2 separate regions of the Homo sapiens genome follow, and region 2 is linked to region 1. The links are chromatin loops, found by intact Hi-C in ENCODE. Cell type or tissue: A673. All regions are shown on one strand. Links, peaks and the distances in the headings refer to the core of each region. The heading gives the core; the rest is flanking DNA. Region 1 overlaps INPP5F (inositol polyphosphate-5-phosphatase F). Region 2 overlaps SEC23IP (SEC23 interacting protein).

Region 1 (15,967 bases), core at 2,598-10,597:
ACAGACATTTTTATAGTTTTTTTTCTTTTTTTTTTTTAAGTCGAAATCTTATTTTCTTGACTGGATGATGCATTTACATGGTTCACAATGCCAAAGATGGAAAAGGGTATTGAATGAGGAGGTTCTCATCGGCCCTTCCTTTCAGCTGCTGTATACGCTATCCTTTCTGCCATGCTCCCTCTTGTTCTTTCCCATTCAGGAGAGAATAGGTGTCTCAGTGAGTGTCATCTTTGATTTCCCCTCTCCCTATCCTCCACATAGCTTCTTTTGAGGACTTTCATGTTCATCTCCTCCTGTGGATTCTTCACCCACTACCAGCTCACTCCCTAAGCTCTTTTTCTTTTTTTGTTTTTTGTTTTTAAATCTTTTTTTGTTATTTTTTCTTTTTTTTTTCTCGATCTCTTTTTTTCCATGACCTTTCATGTCATTTCAAGCCAAGACTTTTGCAGTAACCCAAGTGGGTTTCTTACTCCCAATCTCCACCTCTTTTCAAATACTATTTCATGAAACTTTTGTTTCTGGTACTTACATACATCTATGAGTTCACTAGGTGTTGATGTAGAAGTATCTCTTACAATGGACCTTCTGAACGACTGAAAACACGATTTAACTTTTGGGTAAGGTTTCCTTAGTTACATCAACCTTGTGATGTAATCCCTGGCCGTAATCTTATTTTACTTATGTTATTATCTGCTTGCCATGGTCTCCAGGAAGCTCAGGCTCATTCCTTTTTTTTTTTTTTTTTTTTTTTGAGATGAAGCCTCACTCTGTTAGCCAGGCTGGAGTGCAGTGTCGTGATCTCGGCTCACTGCAACCTCCACCTCCTGGGTTCAAGCGATTCTCCTGCCTTAGCCTCCTGAGTAGCTGGGATTACAGGTATGCGCTACCATGCCCGGCTAGTTTTTGTATTTTTAGTAGAGATGGGGTTTCACCATGTTGGTCAGCCTGGTCTTGAACTCCTGACCTGTGATCCGCCCGCCTTGGCCTCCCAAAGTGCTGGGATTACATGTGTGAGCCACCGTGCCCGACCAGGCTCATTACTGTTTATTCAAGTTTTTCCACAGTTGGCCTTAGTTTACTTTTCTAGCATTATCAATTCATATCTCCAGTGTACCTACTGGTCTTCTGTTATTTACACTGTTTGCTTCATTATTTTTGTATCATCTTAACGTGATACAGTGTCTGGTTCCTGGCAAGTACTTGATATGTGTTTCTCCAATGATGGGACACATACCAGAACAAATCTTGTACTTTTTTGTCTGCTGTATTATTTTTCTTGCTGCTGTCCTTATGCCTGATGCGCCACTTCTTCTACATGACTCTCCGTGACTGCTTTAACTCTGTTTTTTCCTTCCTTTTCTGTATTCCTAAAGCTTATTTGGTACCCAAGGGTTAGAGTCCTACAACTGTGGTCTGTTCATCTAAGGTCAAGGTGGTAGGGTTCTGGGTAGCTGGAGCTCTTTCCTTAGCAGGGGCATCTGTGTTGGCAGATGTTGAGACATGGTCTGCCTGATACAGGGATTCTGGCTCACTATTTGGAAAGAAATCAGGGTATCTTTATTCCACTGGCATTAGGGTTAAGTAGTTAACAACTAACAGAGATGAAATCAGTAAATACGGTAACTGATACTAAGGAACAGCTTTGTAAGCCAAAAGATATAAAAATTAAAAACTGAAAATATTTGCAAACATGTCAAAGAGTTGAAGTCCTTAATGTGAAAGGAACTTGTAAGTCAATGAAAGATATAAAGAAAAATTAGGAGGCATGAACAAGAAAATCATAGAAGATGACATGACATATAAGCAGCCAAATTTTTTTTTTTTTTTTTTGAGACAGAGTCTTGCTCTGTCGCCCAGGCTGCAGTTGAGTGCAGTGATGTAATCTCAGCTCACGGCAACCTCTACTTCCCGGATTCAAGCGATTCTTGTGCCTCAGCCTCCCAAGTAGCTGGGATTATAGGCGTGTGCCAACACGTTCAGCTAATTTTTGTATTTTTAGTAGAGATGGGGTTTCTCCATGTTGGCCAGGCTGGTCTCGAACTCCTGACCTCAAGTGATCCTCCTGCCTCGGCCTTCCGAAGTGCTGGGATTATAGGCATGAGCCACCATGCCCGGCCATAAGCAGCCAATTTTATAATTAAGTGTTTAATCTTATCAGCAATAGAAAGGAAATAAACATCATGTTAGGCAATAGATGCCAGATGCCATCAAATTAGCAAAATTAGATAAATTCTAAATTTTTAACTCAAAATTATTAATTTTTTTTTTTTGAGACAGAATCTTGCTCTGTCCCCCAGGCTGGAGTGCAGTGGTATGATCTCAGTTCACTGCAGCCTCCACTCCTGGTTCAAGCAATTCTCATGCCTCAGCCTCCCAAGAAGCTGGGATTACAGGCACGCACCACCACGCCCAGCTAATTTTTTGTGTATTTTTAGTAGAGATGGGGTTTTACCATGTTGGCCAGGCTGAACTCCTGGCCTCAAGCAATCCACCCAGCTTGGCCTCCCAAAGTGTTGGGGTTACAGGCATGAGCCACTGTGCCTGGCCTTGCTTTAAAAAAAAATTTTTTTTAATTCAAAAAAGAAATTCATATGCTTCTGGCAGAAATCTAACTTGGTATGTAACCTTTGTAGCAAACAATTTGGTATTATTTGAGAAGTTTACATTTTTAAGGTTTTAACCTATTAATTTAATTCCCAGGAATCTATCCAAAAGCTATTAATTAGAGAGGCAAATATTTGCATAATATTCATCATTTATCACAGTGTTTTTTATGATGGGGGAAAAACTTCAAATCACTTAAATGTTTTCTTTGAGGAAGTACTTCCTTAAGTGGAAAATTGTGTCACCATGAAGTTATAATCTTGAAGAATATTTTAAAGAAGAAAATACTCATGAAATTTTAGAAAAACTATGTTAGAAATGTTAGAAAAAATTACTTAAAAAACTATAATGTCATGGGATCCTTAGGGTGTTGCTTTTCCACCTGGACACTTCTGTGGCCAGTGGCGATTTTGCCTGAGTTTTCCTCGGGTCCACTGGGCTTTTTCCACTGTCTTGGCTCGGCAAGCTGTGCTGGGCTTGCACTACCAGCCCGGATCCCATGCCTGCCAATGGCAAGCCAGGTGCGGAGTGGCGAGTGGTGTATGAGCGAGCGTGCACGGTCCAGACACTATGCACAGCCAGGTGTGCCAGCCGTGGCAGGGCAGGCAGCTCCAGGCACCGGTACAGGCACTGGCTTTGTGCAAGGCTGTGGCTGGACCAGGTGTACCACAAGCAGTTTCTGCTGCAGGTACTGGGGAATGCAGTGATGCCCGGAAGCTTGGAGATGCCAGGAACTGCAGAGCCCCACTGTCACAGCCCTGGCTCGGAGAGCCCCTAGGTCTGGTGTTCCCGAAGGGCCGCAGCCCTTTCCTCCTTGTTGCCCACAACCTGGTGAGCAGGGGGCGTGTTTTGGTCCTGTTTGTGTTACAGCTTTTTCAGTCCCACCATTCAGGGGTCCCGTGTCCAGGAAGAATGAGGTATGCAAGGTATGTGGACAACTGGAGGGGGAGCAAGGCAGAGAGCAGCTTCATTGAGCCCCAGAAGAGCTCTCAGGAGACCTGAAGTGGGTAGCTCCTTTTTGCAGGCAGGTCATCCAATGAGGAGACCCGAAGGGGGCAGCTCCCTCCCGCAGCTGGTGGTCTGGACATCTGTGAGTCTGGCTGAGTCCGGGATTTTTAATGGGCTCAGAATGGAGGAAGTGTGTGCTGATTGGTCCATGGGAGGCCACGGACGGCCTGGAGAAAGCACCCTGAGTTCTTACTCCAGCTCACGGACTCCACCCGGAACCTGCAGCTCAGACCCCAGGCTTCAGGTTGTCCCTGGCTTGAAGGTGGGGTTTTACCTGTGATCTGCCCCTTTCTGGACAGGAACCTGTGTCTGTCTCCCTCCACTGCCCAGGCTGTTTGGGCTGAGGGGTGCCTGCAGGCCCACTTGGAGCTGCCCTCACCCCTGCTGGCCTCTCTCCCACGCTTATCGGCACCCGAAGTCCAGAGGGGGCTGAGGCGGCAGGGAGCTGGTGTGACAGCAGTGTCCAAGCCTGTGCACACCCGACTCGGTCGTGACGGTCCCCAGGCTCGGCCACAACTTGCTCTGCACCAGAGCAGGTGCTGGGAGCAGGGAGAGAGGCCAGGGAGTGGGAGCAGGCACTTCCGAGCCTGTGGGGAAAGAGGGTCTTCCCGGGTAGCTGAGAGTACAGGAATGCCCAGGTCTGGAGCCTCTGCTGGCTGCAGCTGTGCCAGGAGCCCCGCCAACTTGGTAGGGGGCAGCGCTCCCGCTTGTTTTCTGCCCTGCTGGCTCCATGGAGGGCGCAGCCCTGGCCGCGCCTCCCCGGATGCATCCAGACAGGCTGCGGCTGCCATCAATAATGCTTATTTATTAGCGCTGCAGTTTGGTATGTATACAAACAAATGCCCTGAAATGTAGCTGAAGAAGTTGTCTCTGGGTGGTGGGATAGGTGATGATTTTTTTTCTTTGATTTTATAGTACATGTTATTTAAAAATCACTGCCTTACTGATTAGTTCCACGTATAATTTCTGAAGGGGACACTGTAACAGAAAGGTTTAGAGCAGGGGCTAAGCGTCAGGCTGACCTGGTTTTTGGTAGCAGCCTTGATCCGATCCATTGTATGACCTGACCATGTTTTACTTTTCTCAGCATTTGTTTCCTCATCTGTAAAGTGAGACTCCTTAAACTTAACTCAGAGTTGTCAAGATTAGAAATGATAATGTATTATAATAGCCTTTAAAAAATAAATTTCTTATTTTGCTTTAATTCTTGCAATAAAAACAGTATCGCACTGTTGCCTGGGCTGGAGTGCCGTGGTGCGATCTTGGCTCGCTGCAACCTTCACCTCCTAGGTTCAAGTGATTCTCCTGCCTCAGCCTCCTGAGTAGCTGGGACTACAGGCGCGTGCCACCATGCCTGGCTAATTTTTGTAGAGATGAGGTTTCACCATGTGGGCCAGCTGGTCTCGAACTCCTGACCTCAGGCGATCTACCCTCCCCAGCCTCCCAAAGTGCTGGGATTACAGGCATGAGCCACCACGTCCAGCCAAAAACAAGTCAACTTTTTTTGCCTTCCATTGAATGTATCATAACAAAGACATTCAAGATGCAATAGTCAAAACTCAAATGAATTTGGAGGCTAAACTATTAAGTGTATAATTACTCTGTGAGTTACAGATTGAGTGTAAGTTTCACTAAAATAAATTGTAAATGATAATAATGAAAATGTAATTTTAATTTTCTGCCAAGACAAATATTGTTTTCATTCTTGATAATCTTCACCTGTCGAACTACCACAAATGTTACGTTTATTACCACGTATATAACCTTTTGCAATCTGGGCCACACAAGAGAATAAACCCTGTCCTTAGGCATCCGTTGCATGTAATGAATTTGCTTCTCTCTTGTGTGTCTAGAATGGAACCAGCTTGTGTCATCTAATTTCTCATATGGAAGAAGTGAGAAAACTGTCACCCAAAACAAATCACTGTTCTGTGGTTTAGATGAGGAACCCTGATTGAGATGCCTGGCACGTAGAAGGCACTCAAACGGAAACAGTTCCTATTGTATTTGTCCTGGAAGTCAGATAAAAGAGCAGTTGCTTTCCGGATTTCTTTGTTTGGTATAAGCATCTTCGGGAAAATGTATTTTCCAGAGTGTGATCCAGTAAGTGGACAGCTCTGTGGCAATTTCTTAGGCCCTGTCTTTGGATCCTGTGCTGTAGGACCACACGCAGCTCCTCCGTTTGTCCTCTTGTAGTGTAATGGCCCTGTTCCTCCACTGTAGGGCGCCAAGGTACTGCTTCCTATCTGGGAAGAGTTTTCTGAATGTTACTGCTTTCCCCTTAACTGTCCGAAGCCTTATTGTATCCCAAGCCTTATTCAGGCCTCACATTTAATACTTTGTCACAAATTGCTTTATGGTAATGTATTCCATTTGGATATTCATACTGCTTTTTTGGGACATTGATTTTTTTTCAATACACTGCTAAAGATACTGTTTTAATATATTTTCTGGTGAATGTTTTCTCATCACTGCTTCCTATTTTATTTTAGCTACTGATCTACTTCTTGCCTGGAATCCCATTTGTTTGGGGTTGGTAGAAGGTGTTATTGGGAAAATTCAACTTCATTCAGGTATGTTTCTATAAACTCCTTAAACTTGTCAAATTTATTGTAGCATTTTTTGGTGTTTTCCTCTTTGAGGATACATGAGATTCTCTTATAGCTTTGATTCCTTTGTTTTAATTTTGGGTCTGCTCAAAGTGGGTGTATAATGAGCGAAGACCTGTTTCTACTCTTATGGAGCTTACAGTTTAGGAGGAAAGACAGGTATCAAAGAGTAATCATGGAAATAAACGTATGATTATTTGGAATTGTGGAAGGTGCCATGAGGGAAAGATATAGCAAATGCATTGATCTCAAAGGAGAGTAGTAGGAATAAAGCTGGAGAGGCAGGCAGGTGGCAGACCATGACTGGTTGGCTTTATGTCAGCTGACTGTTCCTGATGCAGTCAGCTCTGCCAGAGACGAGTATGGGTCTCTTAGCACACAGTGTGGTCCTGTCAGGGATCCCTATCCAGGACAGGCAGATTGATGGGAAGTCCAGGTCACTCACCAGGCCCTCACTTGGAATGACAGGCACCTGTGTCCTCAGTTTAAAGGGAATTTTGTTGGTGGGAAAGTATAACAGGTATTATACAGGTGGGTCCCAAAAGGCTAACTGAAAGGGGCCAAATGAAATTTTATTTTTTCTTTTTTGGTGCCTTACCCTTCAGGGAGCTTTTTAAAATTAGAGATGGGTTCTTGCTACGTTGCCCAGACTGGTCTCAAACTCCTGGCCTCCAGCAGTTCCCCTGCCCTGGGCTCCCAAAGTCCTGGGATTACAGGCATGAGCCACCATGCCTGGCCTAAATGAAATATTTTAAGCACTACATTTAAATAAATATTTTTCCTTTGGTATCAATTTTGATGAGTTATGAATTATAGGAGGCTTTGCCATTATTTCTGTATAATTGTGAGTATATATCTTTATAGTGTGTCCTTTTTATTTAAAAATAATATTAAGCATTTGGGAGCTAGATTGATTTTTGTGTATTAGAAATAAGCACGTATATCTGGAAAATCTAATTTTCCTTTGCTAGATTCTTTGGTTGTTTTTAGAAGTGTGTTTTTATCATGAAATATTTTACAAATTCAAAAAGCTGTTTATCGCAGATGTGCGGTAAGGTTGTTTTAAAATACACGCATGTATCTACCACCTAGGTTAAGAAATGAAATATGGGCCAGGCGCAGTGACTCATGCCTGTAATTCCAGAACTTTGGGAGGCCGAGGCAGGTGGATCATCTGAGGTCGGGAGTTTGAGACTGGCCTGACCAACATGGAGAAACCCTGTCTCTACTAAAAATACCAAAATTATCTGGGCATGGTGGCGCATGCCTGTAATCCCAGCTATTCGGGAGGCTGAGGCAGGAGAATCGCTTGAACCTGGGAGATGGTGGTTGCAGTGAGCCGAGATTGCGCCATTGCACTCCAGCCTGGGCAACAGGAGTAAAACTCCATCTCAAAAAAAAAAAAAAAAAAGAAATGAAATATGACCAATGTGTTTGGAGCCATCTCTGTGCCTTTTCCCAAATGTTTCCAATTTCCTTCCCCTTAAAGGAACCTGCTATTTTGAATTTTGTATTCCCTTGGTTTTCGTTTTTGCTTTTATTATATAGGTATTCCTAAAGATGTTGCTAAGGGTTGTATTTTGGGGATTTTATATAAATGATATTAAGTTGTTTTTGTTCTTTCACTTATTTTTATTTATATTTTTGAGATTTATCCATGCATGAAACTGTAGTTCCTTATTTTCACTGTTTATGAATATATTGTGATTTGTCCTTTTTCCTCTCACTGGGTAATTGAGTTGTTTCTTTTTTTTTCTTTCTTTTTTTTTTGCTATTAGAACTAATACTGCTATGAGCATTGTTGTATATTCTGTATTTGGTAGGTTTTTAAAAAAATTCTTTCAACACAGAGGAGAAAAGCACTTAGTCGTTGAGTAACCATGTAACCAAGTATTTTAATAACAGTCTCCTACCTGTCCACATTTACCTACATATATTTTTAATTCATTTACATGCTGACAGGATAATTTCACAGCTGGGTGTTCTGAGCTAAAATTCGTTTTCTATTATTTAAATGACACGTATGAAACTTTTGAGTTATTTTTCTCATTTTCAGTCACATCTTAGCACAGTGAATAAATCACTGCAATCAGTTAGGAGACCTGAAGACAAGCTGTATTTATTTAGCTTTGAGATATAGGAGAAGCTGCCTAACATCTGTTTCATGTATCTCTTGTTATGTAACAAGCCAGTCCCAAAAGTTAATGGCTTAAAACAACAACAGTGTATACTTTCTCATGATTCTATGGGTTGACAGAGCAGCTCTGCTCTTGTCTGTTGTGTTGGCTGGGGTCATTCACGTAGCAACATTCACCAGGAGTTTGCCTGGGTGGTCTTAGTTCTCCTTCACCTGGCCCCTCTCTCCATGTCTCTCATCTCACAATGCCTGTCTTGAGTCCTCCTCTCTCTCCTGGATAACCTGGACGTCCTTTCAGGGTAGTGGCTGGGTGCTGAGAAGGCAGCTACCAGTGTTCAAGGGCCTGTATGTCTTAAGTTGTTACACAAGGTAAAAGAAACTGGTCTCTTCATTTCCATAGGGTACTGTGAGTCCCGAATGAGATTATTGTACCTGCAAGTGCTTAGTAAATTGTAAATCACTATTTTATCAAGGCTCTTTGGTTGCAAATACAAACCTATCAGCTTAGGCAAAAAAACACACTTTTTAATGAAGAACCCAAGGGACCAAAAACAAGAAAGAAATGGATGTTGTACAGGACCCAGGATTACTTTATTGGGGCAGCTGGTCTCTGACAAACTGCCTCTCCCTCTATGTCTCTTTTATTCTTCTCTCTTTTTGGCTTTCTCTGTTTGTGTGTATGTAGGTTAAAATTTCTGCCTTTAAAATGACACCCTTAGCCTCAAGCCAGCTGACATCTGATATTCCCTGTAATAACTGGAAACTGACAAGCAGTTAAAAAAGATTGAGTAGTGAGTCCACGTTAGACTTCTAGGTAAGAGACTTATTTGCCCATCTTGGGCCAGGGGACTCCTGGCCAGGGTCACGTAGATCAGACCGTGCTCCAGAGTCCCAGTCCCCTAGGTGGGAGGCAGAGCAGGAGGGTTTGGACTTGGCAGACAGCCCAGAAGCTGTCTCCTACAAATAATGTACAAATGTAAGTTTGTTAATGGTTGATGAGTTTACGATACAGTCAAAGTATGGTCATTTAGGAGGCGGTGAAGGTATGGTCATCTGTGGTCAGCCCCCTTTATATGTACTTCTCCTCCTTGCCATTCTTTGGTCCCAAAATAGGTGATTGATAGGCAGTGAGAATACCTGTGATGTAGGATATTTTGAAAGAAGGGAGAGGTGGAGGGTAGAGTGAACTGGAGAAAGAAAGTATAAAAAAGGAAAAAAGGGCAGGGAAATTCTCTTAATTTTTCATTCTCCTAATCCTTGGACATTTTTTTTCCTTCTTCTTGTCACGTCACTTGAACGGTTTGGCTCTTAAGAAAAAGAGTCGGGAGGAAGCAAAGGGAAACACTTTTCTGGGCCCCTGCTGCTTTTCCCTCCCTCCCAACCCTCTCCATGTCACTCTGCCCCCAGCCCCTTGCCTGTGAGCACCCACCTTACTTACTCTCCTCATCTGTCCTCAGGGATGCCTCCTCCTCTCCTCTCCCTGCCCCCGATTAAAGCTCTTGCCCTGGGTCAGATTGGCTAGAAGGGAGGTATGTGCCTGCTGTGTGTGAGAAAGAATTGAGAAAATTACTTCAGGGGCATTTTCCCCAGGAACATCTTATCTTTGGAGGATAGGGGATGAGGGGAATAAAATGTCTATACTGAAACTCTCTCCTGTTTCCCTCCTACTTATTCTCCACATATTAATGCACAAATTTTTCTTCTCACCTAGGGAGATGGGAACATAAATTTATTTGAACAGATGTCATTGACAGTCTTAAAGTGGCGTGGGTGAGCAATGCCGCTGTTCCTGACTGTCACTGAACTCTGAGCTCTGTGGAATGAGCAAGTGCTCGTGACTTAGGAACTGTATTAGTTTGCTGTCATAGCAAAGTGCCACCAGCTGGGTGGCTTAAACAACAGAATCATATTTTCTCACAATTCTGGAACACAGAAGTCTGAAATCAAGGTGTTGGCTGGGTTGGTTCCTCCCGAAGCCTCTGTCCTAGGCTTGTACATGGCCACCATCCCCTTGTGTCTTCACGTGGTCTTCCCTCTGTAACTGTGTGTGTCTGTCTAAATTTCCTCATCTTGTAATGACATCAGTCATTTTGGATTAAGGCCCACTCAAATAAACTCACTTTAACCTAATTACCCCCTTCGAAGACCCTGTCTCTAAATATAATCATATTCTGAGGTCCTGGGAGTTAGGACTTCAGCATATGAATTTTAAGGGGAAACAGTTTAGCCCATAACGGAACATAATGTCCACCAAAATGCTTCATTACAAAAGCATGTCAAAAAGAATTCCTTCTAGTCTGGTGTTTCTGTTTCCTGCTGCTTGTGCTCATTTCAGTGTGATAGGCCAGTCCTCAAGTATCGTTGGCTAGGAACCCACTCCAGATGTGGACTAATTCTGAAAGATCACACAATTGCCTCGAATCAGGTGACCTCATTTAAGCCTCAGTTGCCATCTATAAGACAAAGCTCATGGTTCCTTGACACAGTTATTGCGAAGATTTAATAAAACTCACATAAAGTGAGTTCTTGGTAATAATAAGCATTTCAGCCAGGCGTGGTGGCTCACGCCTGTAATCCTAGCACTTTGGGAGGCTGAGGTGGGCAGATCATGAGGTCAGGAGTTCGAGGCCAGCCTGACCAACATGGTGAAACCCCATATCTACTAGAAATACAAAAATTAGCCAGGTGTGGTGGCACACACCTGTAATCCCAGCTACTCGGGAGGCTGAGGCAGGAGAATTGCTTGAGCCCAGGAGGCAGAGGTTGCAGTAAGCCAGGATCGCACCACTGCACTCCAGCCTGGGTGACAGAGCAAGACTCTGTCTCAAGAAAACAAACAAAACAAAACAAAAATTCAATATATGCTGATTACTATTTTTTTTCCCTCTTAAAGATCCTCATAGATATCAGATATTCTACTCAAGAACCACTTAGATTGTGGCTACACAATTTTGAACAAATTTTAAACATGGACTATTTTTCTAATGTTAGTTTTTGCTGAAACTGTAATAAGAACAAGTCACAGGCCCGACATGGTGACTCACGCCTGTAATCCCAGCACTTTGGGAGGTCGAGGCGGGTGGATTGCTTGAGGTCAGGAGTTCGAGACAAGCCTGGCTAACATGGTGAAACCCCCTCTCAACTAAAAATACAAAAATTAGCTGGGTGTGGTGGCGGGCACCTGTAATCCCACCTACCCGGGAGGTTGAGGCAGGATAATCGCTTGAACCCAGGAGGTAGATGTTGCAGTGAGCCAAGATCGCACCACTGCACTCCAGCCTGGGCTACAGAGCAAGACTCTGTCAAAAAAACAAAACAAAACAAAACAAAAAAATAGAACAAGTCACTAAAAGACTACATTGTGAAAATGTATAAAAAGTAATGTTTTTGGTAACAACACATTAGTAGCGTTAGTGAAAGTTATTTTGTAATCCACACATTTCTTTTAAAAAATATATGATAGAAGAATTTCAAACTATTTCTGTGCGTGTTATCCTTTGTTGATGATTGCCTGCCCTTTTAGCAAGCTCTGCCACAAAAAAAAAAAAAAAAAAAAAGGTTCTATTTGCCCTAATGCCTAGAAAATATCTATTTAGAACCATTAGCCTATTTTTGGGTTGCAAGACCTCTTCCTCAGACATTTGCAGGCAGGTGGATTTCAGCCAGGGTGTAATGTAGTCTGTCTTCCGACAACTCAAACGTGTCTGACTTTGGTTTGACCAGTTGAGATTTCTTTACTTTATTTATTTATTTATTTATTTTTGAGACAGAGTTTTGTTCTGTCGCCCAGGCTGGAGTGCAGTGGCACAATCTTGGCTTACTGCAACCTCAGCCTCCTGGGTTCAAGCGATTCTCCTGCCTCAGCCTCCTGAGTAGCTGGGATTACAGGCATGCGTCACCATGCCTGGCTTATTTTTGTAATTTTAGTGGATTTCCCCATGTTGGCCAGACTGGTCTCGAACTCCTGACCTCAGGTGATCGGCCTGCCTCAGCCTCCCAAAGTGCTGGGATTACAGGCATGAGCCACCATGCCCGACCGAGATTTATTAATATGAGGAACAGAAAGTAGGAGGGATGTGTAATGCATCAAATAGGTGAAAGAAAAGTATAGATCTGTGAAAAATCAACATTAAAAAAATTCATTGTAGTATCCAGGAGGAAATAAAAATGGTAGTCAAGGCCGGGCATGTGGTGGCTCACACCTGTAATCCTAGCACTTTGGGAGGCTGAGGCAGGTAGGTCACTTGAGGTCAGGAATTTGAGACCAGCCTGACCACATGGTGAAACCCCATCTCTACTAAAAATACAAAAATTAGCTGGACACTGTGGCATGCGCCTGTAATCCCAGCCACTCGGGAGGCTGAGGCATGAGAATTGCTTGAACCCGGGAGGTGGATGCTGCAGTGAGCTGAGATCTTGCCACTGCACTCCAGCCTGGGTGACAGAGTGAGACTCCATCTCAAAAAAAAAGAATGGTAGTCAATTTCATATCACAATTGTAATTACATATTAATTTTTTCTTTTTCTTTTTTGTCTGTCTTCTCATGGAAATAACCTCCAAGAAGACAGCAACTGGGGCCATGTCTATTCTGCTTACCTGCTGTGTCTCTGTGTGCTGGCCCACTGCAGGGCAATTCAGAAATATTCAGTGAGTACTTATGGATTTAACAAGTATCTATGGAGTACCTACTGTGTCCCATGGCCTGTACTCAGTGCTGGGGCTGTAGGTTGAACAAGCTGGGGCTGCAGGTCGAAGCTTGTAGAAACCTAGACTCAGAATCTGAGTGATAGATGTTAATTACTAGTCACACAGTTTTACCATTAAAAATGTAATCATCTGAAGACAAGTGTGGGGTGCTGTGGTGTGTATGACAGAAGAGCCTAACTGGGTGGAGCTGGTGCTCCTGGATGGAAAGCATCTCATATGGGTGGAGCTGGTGCTCCTGGATGGAAAGCATCTCACACGGACAGGGCCAGGGGTGGGAGCGGGGAGGCCTTGAGAGGAGAGGTAGTTCTTGGCGGAGTATGCAGCTGTGCAAAAGGCCCGGTTCTTGGCAGAGTACGCAGCTGTGCAAAAGGCCCACATGATTGATGTGTTTCTTCTCTTCATTTTCTGTGTAATGTCTGGGTATAGTCATATCTTCACACAGACATCCAGGAAAAGACTGCTTTAGGCTGGAGATTTAAAATAGATCACAAAAGCTCTTCAAGTTAAAATGTATTTTCAAGATTGAGAAGAGGATAAGCTCAATTAGGGTAAGAAGTATCTGAAGATAAGCAAAAAGATTCATTAGTAAAGGAATATATCCCACGATATATTCAGGACTAGTTTGAAGAGAAAATTGTCAGGAGCCTTGATTAATGTGGCAATAGAGGCTCTTTGTTTAGTAATTAACTGAATTACTACTGATAGTACTGAACAATCCTAGACAAAAATTCACTCAAGTAAATCTCATTCATTAAAATAATACTCGCCATCTGCTGTTCCTCCACTTTTGTAGTGGTGACGATGTCTCAGTCATTAAGATGGTAAAGTGTGTTATGCATATGATTTTAATACTGATTTTAGTCTTCTGTCTATGGAGACTTTGCTATGGCACTAGTGACATGAAATATTTTACATATTTTAGTGGTAAATGGAGTGTCACTAGCATTGTTTTAGTGCATGCCTTAAAAGCCACTGGAAACCCCACTCCTTAAGTACATTGGAGAGAAACAAGAGGGTCTGACAGGGTCCCTGTGGAGCTCTCATCCTCTGCTGGAGGCTGGGTCATGGGACAAGCCTTTTAGTTATTGCTTCTGCTTAGATATGAGTTTGCCTGTGTATATACAGGCACGTACCACCGTGCCCAGCTAATTTTTGTATTTTTTAATAGAGACAGGGTTTTGCCGTGTTGCTCAGGCTGGTCTTGAACTCCTGGGCTCAAGCAGTCTACCTGCCTTGGCCTTTCAAAGTGCTGGGATTACACAGGCATGAGCACTGTGCCCAGCCTCAGATACAGTCATTTTTATGTTCATTTTCTCATGAGGATCTCAGAGTTACTGACTTTTAGAGGTAAGATTTACTTTTTTTTTTTGAGACAGAGTCTTGCTCTTGTAGCCCAGGCTGGAGTGCAGTGGCACAATCTTGGCTCACTGCAACCTCTGCCTCCTTGGTTTAAGCGATTCTTGTGCCTCACCCTAAGGTGGCTAATTTTTTTATTTTTAGTAGAGACAGGGTTTCATCATGTTGGCCAGGCTGGTCTCGAACTTCTGGCCTCAAGTGATCTACCTGCCTCGGCCTCCCAAAGTCCTGGGATTACAGGCATGAGTCACCACGCCTGGCCTAGAAGTAAGATTTTCATTGGTGACCAGATTCCTGGTTAACCCTTAGAAGATTCTTTAACTATAATTTAGCTGACCCATTCTCTTAACAGACTTGAGTCTTGGAAGCAGGCAGCTAAGTGGTGTGAGAGGATTACATTCTCCGGTATCTTCTCATTGGTTTTGTTTTTGCTTCTCTCCTGTTCCTTTTCTTCTCTCCTCAGGTACCTAGATGCTGAGTGCTTCGTCCTTCTCTCTTTGCTCCCCTCAGCTTGTTGCTACATTTTGTGCTTCAGAATTTCCCACCTCCCTTGTTCCTAGTCTTGAGCCCGTCTCCTTGGTGCAGATGGTTCCACCTCCCGGGTAGAAGTGATGCTTGAAGAAGTCACATGAATGCGACCCACAGTTCTGAGCTCCCCAGAGTGTGGTTACACAAGTATGCTTCTTATTCCTGAGCATATCTCTAAGTGGCATGGCAGATATTTATGTTTTCAGGCAGAGAGATACTTGAGAGGCAGGCTAGCGTGCCTCATGCTATTCCACTCTCATTCCTTTTTCTAGTCATAAACCCATTTGTTCTTAAACTCCAGTTTTCTTCAGTGATTTCAGTAGCAGCCATATTAAAGGTTTGTTTTCTAGCCTCAGAAAGAGGGGAGGAAAGCTGGGTGCAGTGGCGCGTGCCTGTAGTCCCAGCTACTTGGGAGGCTGAAGGAAGAAGGACTGCTTGAGGCCAGGAGCTCGAGGCTACAGTGTGCTATGATCATGCCTGTGAATAGACACTGCACTCCAGCCTGGGCAACCTAGTGAGACCCTGTCTCTTAAAGAATAAAAATAAGAAAAGGAGGATTATTAAGGTAAAAATGACTGTGTGGGCCACCTATACAGGTGCTTTCTGTATTTATTTCCTCCTTTGTATTACCTTTTGGACTTTTTATCTTACTGAACATTTAAAAGTAATTCCAGTCAAATTATTGTCAAAGCTAATTGTGTTTAAGAAAGGAGATTCTCGATAAATTTGTTAAGTTCTCACTTAGGCTTGGCCAGTAACAACCATTGACAGCAAAAAATGAAGGTTATTTAATTGACTTGGATAGCAGGTCTGTTACAGCCCGTGGGCTTGATTCCCTTTGTGTACGGACCAATAACCTCCAGCCTTGAAGCATTTTTATGTCACTTTTCAAAGCATTAATTTATCTTTATGATGATTAACTTGTATTGTGAGTAAAAATCCTGATTGTCTTTAGTATGCTGGAGTTTAGTGGCTAGGAAAGTATTGAAGCTTTCAATAAACATATAGGAAAACATT
Region 2 (15,967 bases), core at 4,990-12,989, 170 kb after region 1:
GTGTCTCCCCATCCCCCAAATATGTTGAATTACTAATCCCCAGTGTCTCAGAATGTGACCTTATTTGGAAATAGGGTCATTGCAGATGTAATTAGTTAAGGTGAGGTTTTACTGGAATAGGATGGGCCCCAAAGCCAATATAACTTGTGATGTGAAGACAGACACACAGAAAGAATCCCATATGATGATGGAGGCAAAGGCTGGAGTTACACTGCAAGCCAAGGAAAGCCAGAGATTGCCAGCCACCACCAGAAGCTAGGAAGAGGGAAGGAGGATTTCTTTATAGCTTTCAGAGGAACGGTGGCCTGCCTTCCTGGCACCTAATTTTCTACTTGGAGCCTCCAGAACTATGGGATGATACATTTTTTTTCTAAGTCACTCTGTTTGTGATACTTTGTTAATGCAGCCCTAGGAAATGAACAGACCATCTAAAACTTGGTTTTCTTCATTATATAATGGGGATCCTGTTACTTAGGCGTGATTGAGAGTAATTACTTCAATGGTATGTGTAAGGTGATAAAAAATATGTTAACCAGTCAGGAAATGAGAACTGCTATTACTGTTATTTTTATCACCATTATAGTGACCGTTTTCCTCCATACTTTCTCTCCATGTGGTATAAATTTGTCATGTTGGAATATATGTTGTTTCCCCCATTATAGGCTGAATATAAAAAAGCTGTAACCACTAATCAGTGGCACCGAAGATTAGAGTTTCCAAGTGGAGAGACAATTGTTATGCACAATCCAAAGGTAATGATGGTGTTCAAAATTTTAAGGTATTAAGTTCATTTTAATATTTTTCTGTGTATGTTTGATAAATTGTTCATTTTTAGTAACTTCTACAGTGGGAATGTTTTTGTAACAAGTGCATTGCTTTTAAAATACTTTATTATTATAGTGGATAATACAGATATTATTTCTATGATTCACACTGATCATAGAAACAAAAACACAAATTTTTCGTAGGGCGAGGTGCACACCTGTGAGAGGCTGAGACAGGTGGAATGCTTGAGCCAGGGGGACAGCAGAACCCTGTCTCTATAAAAAATAGAAAAATTAGCTGGGTGTAGTGGCACATGCCTGTAGTCCCAGCTACTCAAGAGGCTGAGGTGGGAGGATTACTTGAGCCCGAGAGGTTGAGGCTGCAGTGAGTCAGGATTGCTCCCCGCTGCACTCTAGTAGCCTGGGTGACAGAGCAAGACCTCGTCTCAAAATAAAAAGTAAATTTTTCTCAGGCTGGGTGTGGTGGCTCACACCTGTAATCCCAGCGCTTTGGGAAGCCAAAGTGGGAAGATTGCTTTAGGCTAGGAGTTTGAGACCAGCCTGGGAAACAAAGAGACTCTGTCTCTACAAAAATTAAAAAAATTAGCTGAGCATAGTGGTGTGCACCTGTCTAGCTACTCGGGAGGCTGAGATAGAGGATCACTTGAGCCCAAGAGTTTGAGATTGTAGTGAGCTGTGATCACGCTCACTCCAGCCTGGGTGACACAGCAAGACTCTGTCTAAATAAATAAATAAAATAAGTATTTCTTATGAAGTTTCTGTTTATGGCAACATGATAACTGGAGTTTAGTATGCAATGTAGAAGTTGCTTGATAATTTTTTTCACTTGATCAGAAGTTGGCAAGCTTTTTCTATAAAGGGCCAGAGACAAAATATTTAAGGCTTTGCAAGTTACATGTTCCCTGTTGAAGCCACCAGCTCTGCCACCGTGGTGTGAAAGCAGCCAGAGACAATGTGTAAACCAATGGGTATGATATTTTCAATGAATCTTTATTTATAAAAACAGATGGCCAGATTTTTCTGTGGGCTGTAGTATGCCTGTCTGCCCTTGATGTGGTTTGCTCTAACCTTTCAAGTAAAAATGTGTCCTTTTTCTTTTTATTTTTATCGTCTCTATGAGTTTATCTTGTTTTTAAAAAAATATTGATTGCTGGTATTCTGATTCTATCATTTGCCAACCTTAATTTCTCAGAGCTCCAAGTTCCTCACCTGCAATAATGATCTCCCAGGGTCATATTTTAGATGAAGTAAGGTAATTTATGCAAAAGCATCTAGCATGGGGCTTAGCACACAGTAGTTTCTGAGAACATAGGCTTTTTATTTATTCATTTGTTTTTATAGAAAAGTATATAAAAAACTTATAATCCAACTACTTCTATAGTCCTTATTGATACTGAAATAAAAATAACATTCATATGCCAACAAAATGTAAACAGTTTAAAAGGATATTAAATGAAAAATAAAAGCCTCCTATCTCTGCCTTCCTCATTTCTCCTCTCCATAGTAACCACTCTTAATCTTTTTGTTTGTTTTTTTAAGAAATAAGGTCTCACTCCCTTACCCAGGCTGTAGTGCAGTGGCCAATCACAACTCGCTGCATCCTCGAACTCTGGGCTCAAGGGATCCTCCTGCCTCAGCCTCCCGAGTAGCTAGGACTACAGGTGTGCGCCACCTTGCCTGGCCAGTTTTAAGACTTTTTTTTGCAGAGATGGGGTCTTGCTATCTTGCCCAGGCTGGTCTTGAACTCTTGGGCTCAAGTCTTCCTCCTGCCTCGGCCTCCCAAAGTGCTGAGATTACAGGTGTGAGCCAACACGCTTGGCTAACCTTTTTTTTTTTTAGATAAACATTTTGCATACTACATCAAGTATATATTCTTTTTTTTTTTTTTAAAGAAAATTTTCTTTGTGGTACAGGGCTGAATTTAATACAGTTGGTTTAACAGAATGGATTTCCTAAAAAGTGGTAGGGTTTTGTCATTATGTTTTTGTCACTGAAATTGAAATTGTAGTTTAATTGGGAATCTTACTATTTTGAAAGGATTTTGCTTTACTTGTTTTTATAAGACAAAGACTCTTCAATTGCAGGTTACTTGTCCTTGATTTCTTTTTTTGTTTTTATTTTATTATTATTATTTTTTTTTTGTAGAGACAGGGTCTCTAACTTTGTTGCCCAGGCTGCTCTGGAACTCCTGAGCTCAAGCGGTCCTCCCATGTTGGCCTCTCAAAGTGTTAGGATTACAGGCATGAGCCACTGCACCGGGCCTGTCCTTGATTTCTTTTGTGTAAACCTGGAGTTTTATGTTAGCTTTTATTTTTGTTTAGTTTTTTTTTGAGACAGGATTTTGCTCTGTTGCCCAGGCTGAAGTGCAGTAGCACAAACACAGCTTATTGCAGCCTCGACCTCTTGGGCTCAAGCAATCCTTCTGCCTCGGCCTCCTGAGAAGCTGGTTCTGCAGGCATGCACTACCATGCCTGGCTAATTTTTAAGTTTTCTGTGGAGATGGGTCTCACCATATTGCTCAGGCTTGTCTTGAACGCCTGGGCTCAAGTGATCCTCCCACCTCAGCCTCCCAAAGTGCTGGGATTACAGGTGTGAGCCACCATACCTGGCCTATGTTATTAGCTTTTAAATCAAGGTGTAATACTTCTGATTTAATTGTATAATTTTCAACATAAGCATTGGAAAGGTATCGATTTGCTTAATTTTGGTGGTTAATGAACACTAGCAAGACTCCTTCAAAGTTTGTTTTGGGGGAACAGTACTAATAATTTATAAACTCTCCGTACTCTGAGGTATAGCTTATTATGTGTTAAACTACTTAGCCTGTAGTGGAAAAGAATTTGTTAATGAGCTTTGTCATAATTCTGTTGCATCTTGAAGGTTATTGTTCAGTTCCAGCCCTCCTCAGTGCCAGATGAATGGGGCACCACGCAAGATGGACAGACAAGGCCCAGGGTTGTAAAGCGTGGAATTGATGATAACCTTGATGAAATTCCCGACGGTGTGTATAGTTTGTTTAGAACTGAGGTCTGTTTTAGTCCTCTCCATTTTAGCATCATTCTTTAGAATGATGAAGAAATAAACAGTTATTAGAATGCCCTGCCACAGCAGCCATTGCACCACCACTCCCAGCTAATATTTCTATTTTTTGTAGAGATGAAGTTTTGCCATGTTGCCCAGACTTTTCTCGAACTCCTGAGCTCAAGCTATTTGCCTGCCTCGGCCTCCCAGAGTGCTGGAATTACAGGCGTGAGCCACTGTGCCTGGCCATATCTTTCTTTTTGATTTTATTACTTTTGTATCTTTATTTTTTAATTGATACATATTAATGGGGTACACCTGATATTTTGATAAATGCATAGAATGTGTAATGATGAAATTGAAGTAAGTATTATGTCTATCACCTCAAACATTCATCATTTCTTTGTGTTGGGAACATTTCAGATCTTTTCTCCTAGGTATTTTTCTTTTTCTTTTTCTTTTTTTTTTTTTTTTCAGACAGGGTCTCACTCTGTTGGCCAGGCTGGAGTACAGTGGCGTGATCTCAGCTCATTACAACCTCCGCCTCCCAGGTTCATGCGATTCTCTTGCCTCAGCCTCCCGAGTAGCTGGGATTACAGGCGTGCACCACCACGCCCGGCTAATTTTTGTATTTTTAGTAGAGATGTGGTTTCACCACGTTGGCCAGGCTGGTCTCAAACTCCTGGCCTCAAGTCATCCACCTGCCTCAGCCTCCCAAAGTGCTGGGATTATAGGTGTGAGCCACCGCACCCTACCTCTCCTAGGTATTTTGAAATACACAATAAATTATTGTTAACTGTTGTCACCCTACTGTGCTATCGAACAGTAGAAGTTATTCCTTCAACATACCTGTATGTTTGTACCCATTAATTGACCCCTTTTTATCTTCACTTCCCCCCGACCCTTCCCAGGCTCTGGTAGCCATCATTCTGCCCTTACCTCCATGAGATAAACTTCTTTAGTTCCTACATATGAGTGAGGACATACAGATATCTTTATCTTTAAATTTGGAATTCTGTTAAAATACACATACCACATAGTATAGATTCTAAAATATGTTTTGTTGTGTGGAGAAGCACTTTGCTGGTTGGAACTAAGGTTTGGCAACACTTTTAGGCTTGTGGTTTTACACCTCACTGGTTTGTATTCCTCTGGTGCGGGGATTGCAGACTTTTTCTGTAAAGGGCCAGATAGCAGATAGGCTTTGCAGGCCACATGGACTCTGTTACAAACTACTCAGCTTTGCTATTGTTGTGTGAAATCAGCTGAAGACTGTATGTAAACAAATGAGCATATCCGTTTTCCATAAAGCTTTTTTTTTTTTTGAATGGAGTCTCACTCTGTTGCCCAGGCTAGAGTGCAGTGGCGTGATCTGGGGCTCACTGCAACCTGCACCCGCTGGGTTCAAGCAATTCTTGTGTCTCAGCCTCCCGAGTAGCTGGGATTACAGGCGCCCACCACCACGCCCGGCTAATTTTTGTATTTTTAGTGGAGACAGCGTTTTGCCATGTTGGCCAGGCTGGTTTTGAACTCCTGACATCAAGTGATCCACGTGCCTCGGCCTCCTAAAGTTCTGGAATTACAGGCGTGAGCCACCACACCCGGCCCACAAAACTTTATGTTATTTTTATGTTTTTCCTTGAATGGTTTCCCCTTCGTCAAAAACTTTATTTATAAAAGCAGGTGGCTGGGCCTGGTGGCTCACGCCTGTAATCCCAGCATTTTGGGAGGCCGAGGCAAGTGGATCACCTGAGGTCAGGAGTTCGAGACCAGCCTGGCCAACTTGGTGAAACCCTGTCTCTACTAAAAAAATACATATATAAAAATTAACTGGGCGTGGTGGTGGGTGCCTGTAATCCCAGCTACTCAGGAAGCTGAAGCAAGAGAATTGCTTGAACCCGGGAGGCGGAGGTTGCAGTGAGCCGAGATGGCGCCATTGCACTCTATCCCGGGCGACAAGAGTGAAACTCCATCTCCAAAACAAAACAAAACAAAACAACAGGTAGGATGTGGGTAGGATTTGGCCTGTGGGCCATTGTTTGCCATTGCCTGCTTTGGTGTATGTGCTTTGGTTTCTTCTGTACTATTACTTAAGAATGGATTTTATTTTTACAATTACATACACTTCATGTTTATTGAAGTGTATGTAAAATGTTTCAATAAAATGTATGTTTCTTGTAAAATAAATACTCACACGATGAAATCTGAGTAATCTCCACTGGGGCTTAGTGTCCTGGGGAGTTCTGAAGCATCACAAGGTTGTGGAGCCTCCATAGATACAAACCTGCTGCTCATCATGTGCTATTAGCTTCCAGGAACAGAGAGAGCCTGCTGCCTCCACCTCTTGTTCTAGTTCGCTTTTATATGCCAAGAGGGACAAATTGTTCCTCTAATTTGATAGGGGTAATGAGGCTTATTCTCTTTGAAGGGTCATGAATTTCTTTGGCAAGTTTGTGATGACGAAAGGGATATCTAGAATATTGCCATTAGGAAAATCCAAACAAATTCCCATCTTTTATGTAGGTTTAAAAATTTTTTTTGATAGGGGAGATGCCTCAAGTTGACCATTTGGTGTTTGTGGTGCATGGCATTGGACCTGTGTGTGACTTACGCTTTAGGAGCATTATTGAGTGTGGTAAGTGTTGGGTATATTGTATTTCATGGGATGATCTGAGAACTAATAGAAGAGCTTTGGAGTATTCATTTTTAGGATAGTTCCCAGCTGTGTACTACTTGCTGAGGAGTCTGTAAGAGGAAATTTAAATGGTCAGTGGGAAATACTAAGTTGTACTTGATTTGCTCTTGTGACATATGTGACGCATACAATCCCAGACTGTGAGGAATTAGAAGGGATCTTGGAAGTAGTTTAGCCTTGTTGACAGCCTTTGCCTGAGCACCTGCAGCAGCTAGGAGCACCTCTGCATTGAATGGATTTATAGTCAGTGAGTTGGGAGAAGTTGTTTAATGGAAACATGAATCTGCCTGGTTGACTTAAATTTTTGAAGTTTTATTTTTATGTCCATGTAATAATAGTTCGTATTTATTGAATATTTGGTATATGCCAAGTATCTTAGATGCCTTGTCATTTGACCCTCACAAATAAACCTTTGGGGTATAGGCGCTGTCACTGTTATCGCCACTACTGTGACTAATGAGGAACTGAGGCCTGGGATAGTGGGGGTTGGGGGTGAAGAGGTAAGGTAGGGGTTGGGGGTAAGTGAAACTCTCCCTTATCACAGTCAGTAGGGCCTGGAGCCTGGAGCCGGCAGTGTGATTCCAGAGCCTTTCCCCAAGGTGCCACGCTACCTCCCAGCAGTGGTGGTTAAACTGATATATCCCAAGCATCTATTCCTTTGCAATAATGGAAAGTTTAAAAGAGGTTCCCAAAAGTTACTTATTCCTTTCTTTTTAAAAAATTTTACTAATTCTCTTATCCTCATTTTTTTCTTTAAAAAATGTATCTTTATGTTATTAAAAATACTGGCATATTTGAGGTAACTGCTGACTAGCTATCAAGCTAGGAGAATTTAATTTATTTTCTCTTTTTTTTTTTTCTTTTGAAGTGGATGATTTTAGGGTGGTTTCTCTCAAATTGCTGCGGACACATTTCAAGAAATCTTTAGATGACGGGAAAGTAAGCAGAGTGGAGTTCCTTCCAGTTCATTGGCATAGTTCTTTGGGTGGGGACGCCACAGGTGTGGACAGGTTTGTGGATTTTGATAACTTGTTTTTCAGATTAGTCATATTTAAATTTAAGATTTAAACCGTAATATGAAATAGTTTATTGTAGCTTCAATCAATATGTTTTTAAAAATTGTATACTTCTGACATATAATTAAATATTGGCTGTAAAGTTTACACACTACTTTTCTCTCTGTGTGTGTGCATTCCTTTTGTAAATATTTAAGAGAATCTTAAGAAATTTTAGCTGGTTTTAAAATACAATTTTAATCTGTAGCAGTTTAGACAGGGGGCTGTCCTTTATGTAGTAGGATGCCTAATGGGCTTTCCACCCCAACAAAAATGTCTCCAGAAATTGCCAGATGTCCCCTGGAGGGTAAAAATCACCCCTGGCTGAGAACCACAGATTCAGAATATTGTTTCTCAGTGGAGATGCTCTTGTCAGGACAATTCTTTGCTGTCGCAGTGCAGACCACTTAACTTCCTTAGTGTAAAGGCCACTCAGTACTAGCAGTGCTCACCAGGCACTGTGACAATTAAAAATACTCTGCTCAATTTTGAATGCTCCCAATTGAGAATCATAAATACAGGTAATAGTTATGCTGGCACATGTCTAGATTTTAGTGAACACCGTAATGTTTCAGGGTACATAGTTTAATAAAACTATTTCTACAAACAGCGTTTTGTCTATGTTAGGCCCTATTGTAAGGGTGTTTTCTTTCTCTGTGTGTATTCCTAAACTTCATTTTGGTCATTCTCAAATTAGGGAAGATTTTTCATTCCATGTAGCCCTGTTTTTTCTGTTTGATATTCTCTTTAGTCCTTTTGACCCACAAGTTTTGTCAGGTGTCCAGATTTGCAGTTAACTGGAAGAAAAATGGAAGAGTAATCTTCCCTCTTTAAAAATAAAATAGAAATCTTTGCATATGACTTATATAGCAACTAACTCTTCAGAGAATCCCAAAATTCATAGTATAGTTATAGGCACAAATAACTTTAAAAAAAAAACTGAATTGTTTTTGAGACAGCATCTCACTGTCACCCAGGCTCTGGAGTGCGCTGGCATGATCATGGCTCACTGTAGACTTGGCCTCCTGGGCTCAAGTGATCCTCCCACCTCAGTCTCCCAAGTAGCTGGGACTATAGGTGCAAGCCGCCATGCCTGGCTAATTTTTAAATTTTCTGTAGAGATGGGGTCTCACTGTGTTGCTCAAGCTGGTCTTGATCTCCCGGGCTCAAGCGGTCCTCCTGCCCTAGCCTCTCAAAGTGCTAGGATCACAGGCATGAGCCACCACATGTGGCAGCACAAATTTTTTTGGTTTACCTTTATTTATACTTTTAATTTTTTTTTTGATGTGGAGTCTCGCTCTGTCACCCAGGCTGGAGTGTGGTGGCACAATCTCGGCTCACTGCAACCTCCACCTCCTGGGTTCAAGCGATTCTCATGCCTCAACCTCCCAAATAGCTGGGTGTACAGGTGTGTGCCATGACTTGTGGCTAACTTTTGATTTAAATTTTTTTTTTTTTTTTTGAGGTGGAATCTTGCTCTGTCGCCCAGACTGGAATGCAGTGGTGCAGTCTCAGCTCACTGCAACCTCTGCCTTTCAGGTTCAAGCAGTTCTCCTGCCTCACCCTCCTGAGTAGCTGGGATTACAGGTGTACACCACCACACTCGGCTAATTTGTGTATTTTTAGTAAAGACGGGGTTTCGCCATGTTGGCCTGGTTGGTCTTGAACTCCTGACCTCAAGTGATCCACCCACTTCAGCCTCCCAAAGTGCTGGGATTACAGGTGTGAGCCACCGCATCTGGCCTATCTTGATTTATTTATAATGACTATCTACAGAAACAACTCATAGTCTGTGGGGTTTTCTTAGTGTATTTTCAGGAGTCAAAAATCTAAACTTTAAAAAAATCTGTAAATTTAAGGTAGATGCTGACTGAATGTGCTGTATTTTTCTTTTTAAACAGGAATATTAAGAAAATCACTTTGCCAAGTATTGGTCGATTTCGTCACTTTACCAATGAAACTTTGCTAGATATTTTATTTTATAACAGCCCCACCTACTGTCAGACAATTGTGGAAAAAGTAGGAATGGAGATAAACCATCTGCATGCACTCTTTATGAGTCGGAACCCAGACTTCAAAGGAGGTGTCTCTGTTGCTGGTCACAGTTTAGGTAAAACTGTCAAATATTCACATTTTAAATACAATTTTTGTTGAGTCATAACTGCTTTCAGTGTAGGTGATATTGTTAGTGCAAAATTAAGAATTACAGATTTTAAGTTTCAGAAAAGGTAGAAATGAATGCTCTGAGTTTAGATTCTGCCTTTTCTATATTCACCTCTAGTATTACCTAGGGAATGCTATGTATTTTACTTTATTCTGCTGTTTGATAAAATAATTAATTATCAGGTCTTGAATAACATGTAACTTCTGTATGACTTTTGACTATAGACAGTGAAAAAAGAATTAGTGTTATAAAAGTACCTACTACATTATAAGGCAAAATGTTTCTTTTTCATAGGTTCTTTAATATTGTTTGACATCCTGTCTAATCAAAAAGATTTGAATTTATCAAAGTGCCCTGGACCTCTTGCTGTTGCTAATGGAGTTGTGAAGCAGCTACATTTTCAGGAAAAGCAGGTACGTCTGTACGTGGCCAATTAACATTTCGATTTAGAGTCTATGGAGCTGAACAATTTTCAAAAGTCTGAACTGTTTCTTGAAACTTTTGTTTGTTTGTTTGTTTGTTTGTTTGTTTTAACTGAGCCTCATTGGTTGCTTGGGCTAGTCTTGAGTTCCCTCCTGGCCTCAAGCGATCCTCCTGCCTTGGCTTCCCAAAGTGCTGGCATCAATAACTCTTCAGAGAATCCCCAAATTCAGAGTACAGTTATAGGCCCAAATATAATAGCTTCCGTGTCCAGCCCTGAAACTGGTTTTACATATTAAAGTACACCGAGGTTTAGAAATGGAATGGAATCATATAGCTCATTATTTGAGTTTCTCACTCTTCTTCTTTATGGGTTATAAATTTAAATGTGAAAGTTTGTGATTTTTAAAAATGTAAATTATAGGAAATGGAGACTTGAGTGATTTATTAAATTTATATACTTTTCAGAATATTCAATTTTTTTTTTTTTTTGAGGCGGAGTTTCACTTTTGTCACCCAGGTTAGAGTGCAATGGTGTGATCTCGGCTCACTGCAACCTCCGCCTTTCGGTTTCAAGCGATTCTCCTGCCTCAGCCTCCCGAGTAGTTGGGATTACAGGCGCCTGCCACCAAGCTGAGCTAATTTTTGTGTTTTTAGTAGAGACAGGGTTTCATCATGTTGGCCAGGCTGGTCTTCAACTCCTGACCTCAGGTGATGCACCTGCCTCAGCCTCCCAAAGTGCTGGGATTACAGGCGTGAGCCACTGGGCCTGGCCAGAATATTCAAACTTTGAATGGCAAAGTACTGTGCCTAAAATTATGATTTCTGTGTAAAGCAAAATTGTTTGAGAGTTTTCGTAGATCAGCAGTCATTATATGGGAGTTTTTCTGAGCTTGTAATGTTTTTCATACTTTTTTTTTTAAAGATGCCTGAAGAGCCAAAGCTGACTTTGGATGAGTCGTATGACCTTGTTGTTGAAAATAAAGAAGTCCTAACTTTGCAAGAAACTCTGGAAGCACTTAGCCTCTCTGAATATTTTAGCACTTTTGAAAAGGAAAAGATTGATATGGAGTCCCTGGTACTGATCATAGTTTGCTTCATTTTGTTTGAAATTGTTTTTCTTGTGTAGATTGAAAATTAAGAATAAACATTTTCGTATCAAAATACACTCCAGAGTAGACAAAGACTGAAATGTTTTAAAAAATTGAAAAACACAGAAGAATATTTTTTTATAATCTGAAAGGCTTTTCTGAGTATGATGCAAAATCCAGAAGCCATCAAAGAAAAAAATTGTATAACAGTAGACACCATAAACAACATCTAAAGGCCAGTGATACATTTGCAACACACATTATAGACAGAGGGCTTACTTCATTGATTTTCAAAGCTTCTACAAATCAGTTACAGAAAGACCATCACATCAGTGTGATATGTAAATAGGCAAAGAATATAAACATGATTTACAGAAAAGGAAATAACAAATGGTGTCTTCGCATATGAAAACTCATAAGAGAAATGGAAATTGAAAGTACAATGGGATTTTTTTTAACTTACCAGTTTGAAAAAATAGGAAGTTTGAAAATATGCTATGTGGCCAGGGTGAAGGGAACTAGGCATTGTTATATATTGTTGGTCAGACTGTAAAATATTACAAACTCTTTGGAAGGCAGTTTGGCAATATCTTTAAGAATATAAAAATTACCCTTTGCTTCATCAGTTTCATTGCCAGGAATATTTCCTATAGAGAAATATTCAAACAAGAATTATCTACAAGGATACTCACAGCAGTGTTTGCAAGGTAACAAAACATTAGAGACACCATTGGTGTTGAGGAGTAGGGTGCTAGTGAAATCATTTATGGTGCATCCGCATAACGGAGTACCCTACAGCTGTTGAATGAATGATGCAGTGTCAGAGATACCCGTCTCTAAGGTACATTTACATGAAGAGAGCAGAGTTCATTACTGTGTGCATAGTAGAGCACACACACAGAGAAAAACATGTAAGTGCTATGCATACATAAGACATCGCTTCAAAGAGAGCAAGTTTCCACAGTTGCGCTGAGAGGAGAATTCTATGTTTGGGACAGCAGTGGGAGGAAGATATTTCATCGTATGCTTGACTATAGCTTTGGAATTTTGTATACCATATGTGTATTTTCTGTTAATTAATAGAATGATTTAGGTGTGGAAGCCTAAGATTTTATAGCCTAAACTGATGCATGATTTAAATACAAAATAACTAACTTGTAAAAAGTTGAGTGGCTCTTAGATTGCTTTAGATGATGTGGTTTCTTTATAATTTTCATATTCTCATTTCAGTTCTTCTATCACTAGATTGATTAATGTGCTTGTCTGTTTCCTTTTAAAGCTTATGTGTACAGTTGATGACCTGAAGGAAATGGGGATACCCCTTGGACCCAGAAAGAAGATAGCTAACTTTGTAGAACATAAAGCAGCCAAACTGGTAAAGTTCACCTCTGACTCAAGAAAAACTAAAACTCATGGTGTGACCAGCTCGTTTATATTATAGAAAATTTTAATACTACTATGGTTAGGTAAGCTAGTTTGCTCCCTACCTAGGGCACAGTAATGGAGCTGATGGAAACCCAGACTTAGGAGTCAGAGTTGGGCTTAAGTCCACATTAGGCTAAGTGACCATCCTGGTTTTCCTGGGACTAAGTTCCTAGGATGAAGGGCTTTCAGTTTTAAAATGGATATTTAAGGTTTTCCTGGTGCAAACAGTGGTTAAGTTCTGACAAATAAATTCTCAGCTCAACTGCTCATTAACTGCGTATTAATGAGCAATTTGTATTTGGTTTTATTCATTTGTTTATTTTGAGATGGGATCTTGCTGTGTTTCCCACTGCTGGTCTCAAACTCCTGGGCTCAAGCTATCCTCCCGCCTCAGCCTTCTGATCATGAGTGATTTTCTTAATTTTTCTGATCCTTTGTTTTCTTCATTTCTAAAATGGAATAATACCTTCCTTACAGGATTGGAGTAAGCATGAAATAATGCATGCAAAGCTTAGCACCAAGTAATAGCTCACTTTCTTCCCAGTCCTTACCATCTAAAGAGATGAGGAAAAACATACACACTGAAGTCTTAAACACTAAACAGCAAAAATTGTTAACAATACAAAACAAGGCAACAGCTAAAAAGCATTTAAAACTAGAACAACTGGAAAATATACTTGTTTTATTAATTTTAATTTATTGATCAAATTAATTTTACAGAGGTTTTCTAATTAGAAAAATTAGATGACTCTTAGGGTGGCCGTCTTATTTGTATTGTTATTAACATGCTCTTTGATGATCCTTCCATCTTTTGAATTTCTATGGTTCTATTATTTTACTACCTGTTTGGAACTTAACCTACATCATTTCTTTATATGGGAAATGACTATAAAGTCATAGGACTGATTTTTTTTTTAATGGTTAGCTTAAGGAATTGAGTCTTCTCAGCATTTTATTGAATAGCAGCTACCTCTTTTGAGTCAGGCACTGTGTTCAATTCTTGGGAGCCGGAGATTAACCAAGAGTGTGCTGTCTAGTTGCGGGGAGCACGTTGAGCTCAAATGACAACATACCAGCCCCATAATAGCGTGCTGTGTGTGCTGTCCTGAGGCAGATGAGAGGTGGCAGTTCTGGCTTGTTGAGACAAGCATGGGGTTGGTGAGAGAAGACTTCTCCAAGGTGATGGTGCTTGAGCTTGAAGGAGGGGTAAGGTCAGGGGAGATGGCCTTCTGGAATCTGGCATGTGTTTTCCTGTAGCATCAGGGAAGCTGGAAACTGGGAAGGGCAGAGGGTTCCAAAGGCCCAGGTGGCAGGTGTGGAGGCTTGGATTTTCTCTTGTAAGGGAGTGGTTTTCAAACATGTTCTTATGGCCATGAAAGTCATGGTGTTTTTAAACATTACAAAATGCTGACCTGCTTATTCTATCACAAGTTATGATTTAGCACCAAATCATCTGTGTAGTCTAAATTTTAATTTTAACTTTTGGACTGTGGAGAGTTTGCTTGGTCACAGTGCACAGATGAAGTTGGAAAGGCGTGAAGTGGAGGCGGCTGCAATCTTACATAGTAGTAATTGTAATTGTACAGTGACTGAAAGAGAGATGATAGGGGTATAAGGTAGGAGGTGGAGAGGAAGGGAGCAACTCAAAAGACATTTTAGACATAGACAAGCAGTATTTGATTAAGTGCTGAGAAAGGTTATTAGTTTTGGCAGTTAAGAGGTATCTTTCATGTCATTTTTCTTGTGTGTTGAATCGTTCTGTAATTCCAATTTACAAAGAGCTTTTCATCTCACCTGAGCCTCACAACAACCCTGTGAGTAGATCCCCAGGCTTTTGTCTCTGATGAGCACAATAGTCAAACTGAGACTAGGACACAAGCATGTCAGTGTTGTTTCTGTATACAGGCTGCGTGCTCCATACAGAAAAATGCTTGTCTCCGTGTATACATCAGTGAAGCAAAAGCCTATAAAAAAAAAAACAAAAAAAACAAGAAATGAGAAGCTTTGTGTTCAGGCCCTACACCATGTTCTTAATTTATTCTGTAATGAAAGGGAAAAAAGTAGAAAAGGATTCTATAGTTCTTGAAGAATTTCTAGAAGGAGACTGGTTTATGGACTGCAGTTGCTTAGATATATAAATTATGGCATTATAAGAATGTTTTGAAATGAGCAAAAATCTATAGAGTGATCTTATTTTTTAAATTAAAAGGTAATTGCCTTTGGATGAACCATGAAACTTTCTCAGCTGAGTTGCCATTGATTGCTTTACACTTCTTACAGATAACAAGGTGCTACTAGATCAATACAAAAGTAATATGGTGTGTCCTGTTGATTTACTGTAACTGAAATAATGGGACCAAAATTAGCGATTATTTTATAACAAGGAGATCAAATATTTGTGATATTTGTGACTGTGTGCTTTTTTTTTCTTTTTAAAGCATCTTAGTAATTTTCATTTGAAAAGGAATTGTTTCTAGTGTTGGGGATATTGATAGTCAAGTATGTATATGTTGGTTCCGTTTTTTTTTTTTTGAAAGGGAGTCTTGCTTTGTCTCCCAGGCTGGAGTGCAGTGGCACGATCTCGGCTCACTGCAACCTCTGCCTCCCAGGTTCAAGCCATTCTCCTGCTTCAGCCTCCCAACTAGCTGGGATTATAGGCGTCTGCCACCACACCCAGCTAATTTTTGTATTTTTAGTAGAGATGGGGTTTCACCATGTTGGTCAGGCTGGTCTCAATCTCCTGACCTCAGGTGATCCACCTGCCTTGCCCTCCCAAAGTGCTGGGATTACAGGAGTGAGCCACCACGCCCAGCCTATGTTGGTTCACTTTTAAACACTGTTGGTTCACAGTTTAAAAAGTATTGCAAATTTAACAAAGCAACTCTTGGCAACAGGACAGTTTCTGATCTCCTTAGACAGCTCTCAGCAATTTAGAATGTTTTATGAATTTAACAGGAGGTACTTCTGAGTGAGAAAGCAGATTTAAAGTGAGGAACCCTGAAAATGTTCCTTATTTCGGATTTTAGGCTTAATTTTGTGTTGCCTCCGAAGGGCAGAGATAACCAAGCCTTCTAAAACATTAACGGTGGAAACAGTTACAAGCTGGCTAAGAGTTTTCTTTTTTATAGATTGCCTTTTCAATTAACCAGTTACTTACTTTCCTGATTTCCTGGTGTTTGGAATTAAATAATAAGATCATTTTGGCCAGCTGTGGTTGTTTAGGCACTGTCGATAGCTGTTTAAATCGAGACTAACACTTAGCCATTCACAGCCTAACAAGTCCCCCTCCCACCCAACTGTTTAAATTTCTC

Evidence for each region. Hi-C counts contacts between places; a loop is a spot of excess contacts. Peaks named below come from ENCODE experiments on the same cell type or tissue, not always from the same donor. Only the 100,000 strongest peaks of a DNase experiment are listed, where the experiment ranks them.
Region 2: it touches region 1 in a loop (3-fold over the local background); 11 of 110 quality-filtered maps call a loop at or near these places.

What each region holds. Positions count from the first base shown.
Region 1 is chr10:119,744,972-119,760,938 of GRCh38, forward strand. INPP5F (inositol polyphosphate-5-phosphatase F) reads left to right here. Exons shown (of 20, transcript NM_014937.4): 2 at 6,105-6,185. Among named protein-coding and RNA genes, the nearest start is that of INPP5F, 27 kb to the left of the region's middle. RefSeq lists a silencer at 3,086-3,380. In A673, for the core only: a CTCF peak has its summit at 5,820; a DNase peak (open chromatin) is centred at 5,840.
Region 2 is chr10:119,908,379-119,924,345 of GRCh38, forward strand. It overlaps SEC23IP (SEC23 interacting protein), which reads left to right. Exons shown (of 19, transcript NM_007190.4): 5 at 663-752; 6 at 3,666-3,786; 7 at 6,352-6,441; 8 at 7,370-7,511; 9 at 9,458-9,666; 10 at 10,015-10,133; 11 at 11,066-11,218; 12 at 12,511-12,606. Among named protein-coding and RNA genes, the nearest start is that of SEC23IP, 24 kb to the left of the region's middle. RefSeq lists an enhancer at 13,447-13,616. In A673, for the core only: a CTCF peak has its summit at 9,583 (motif pointing left); no DNase peak of the experiment used is centred there.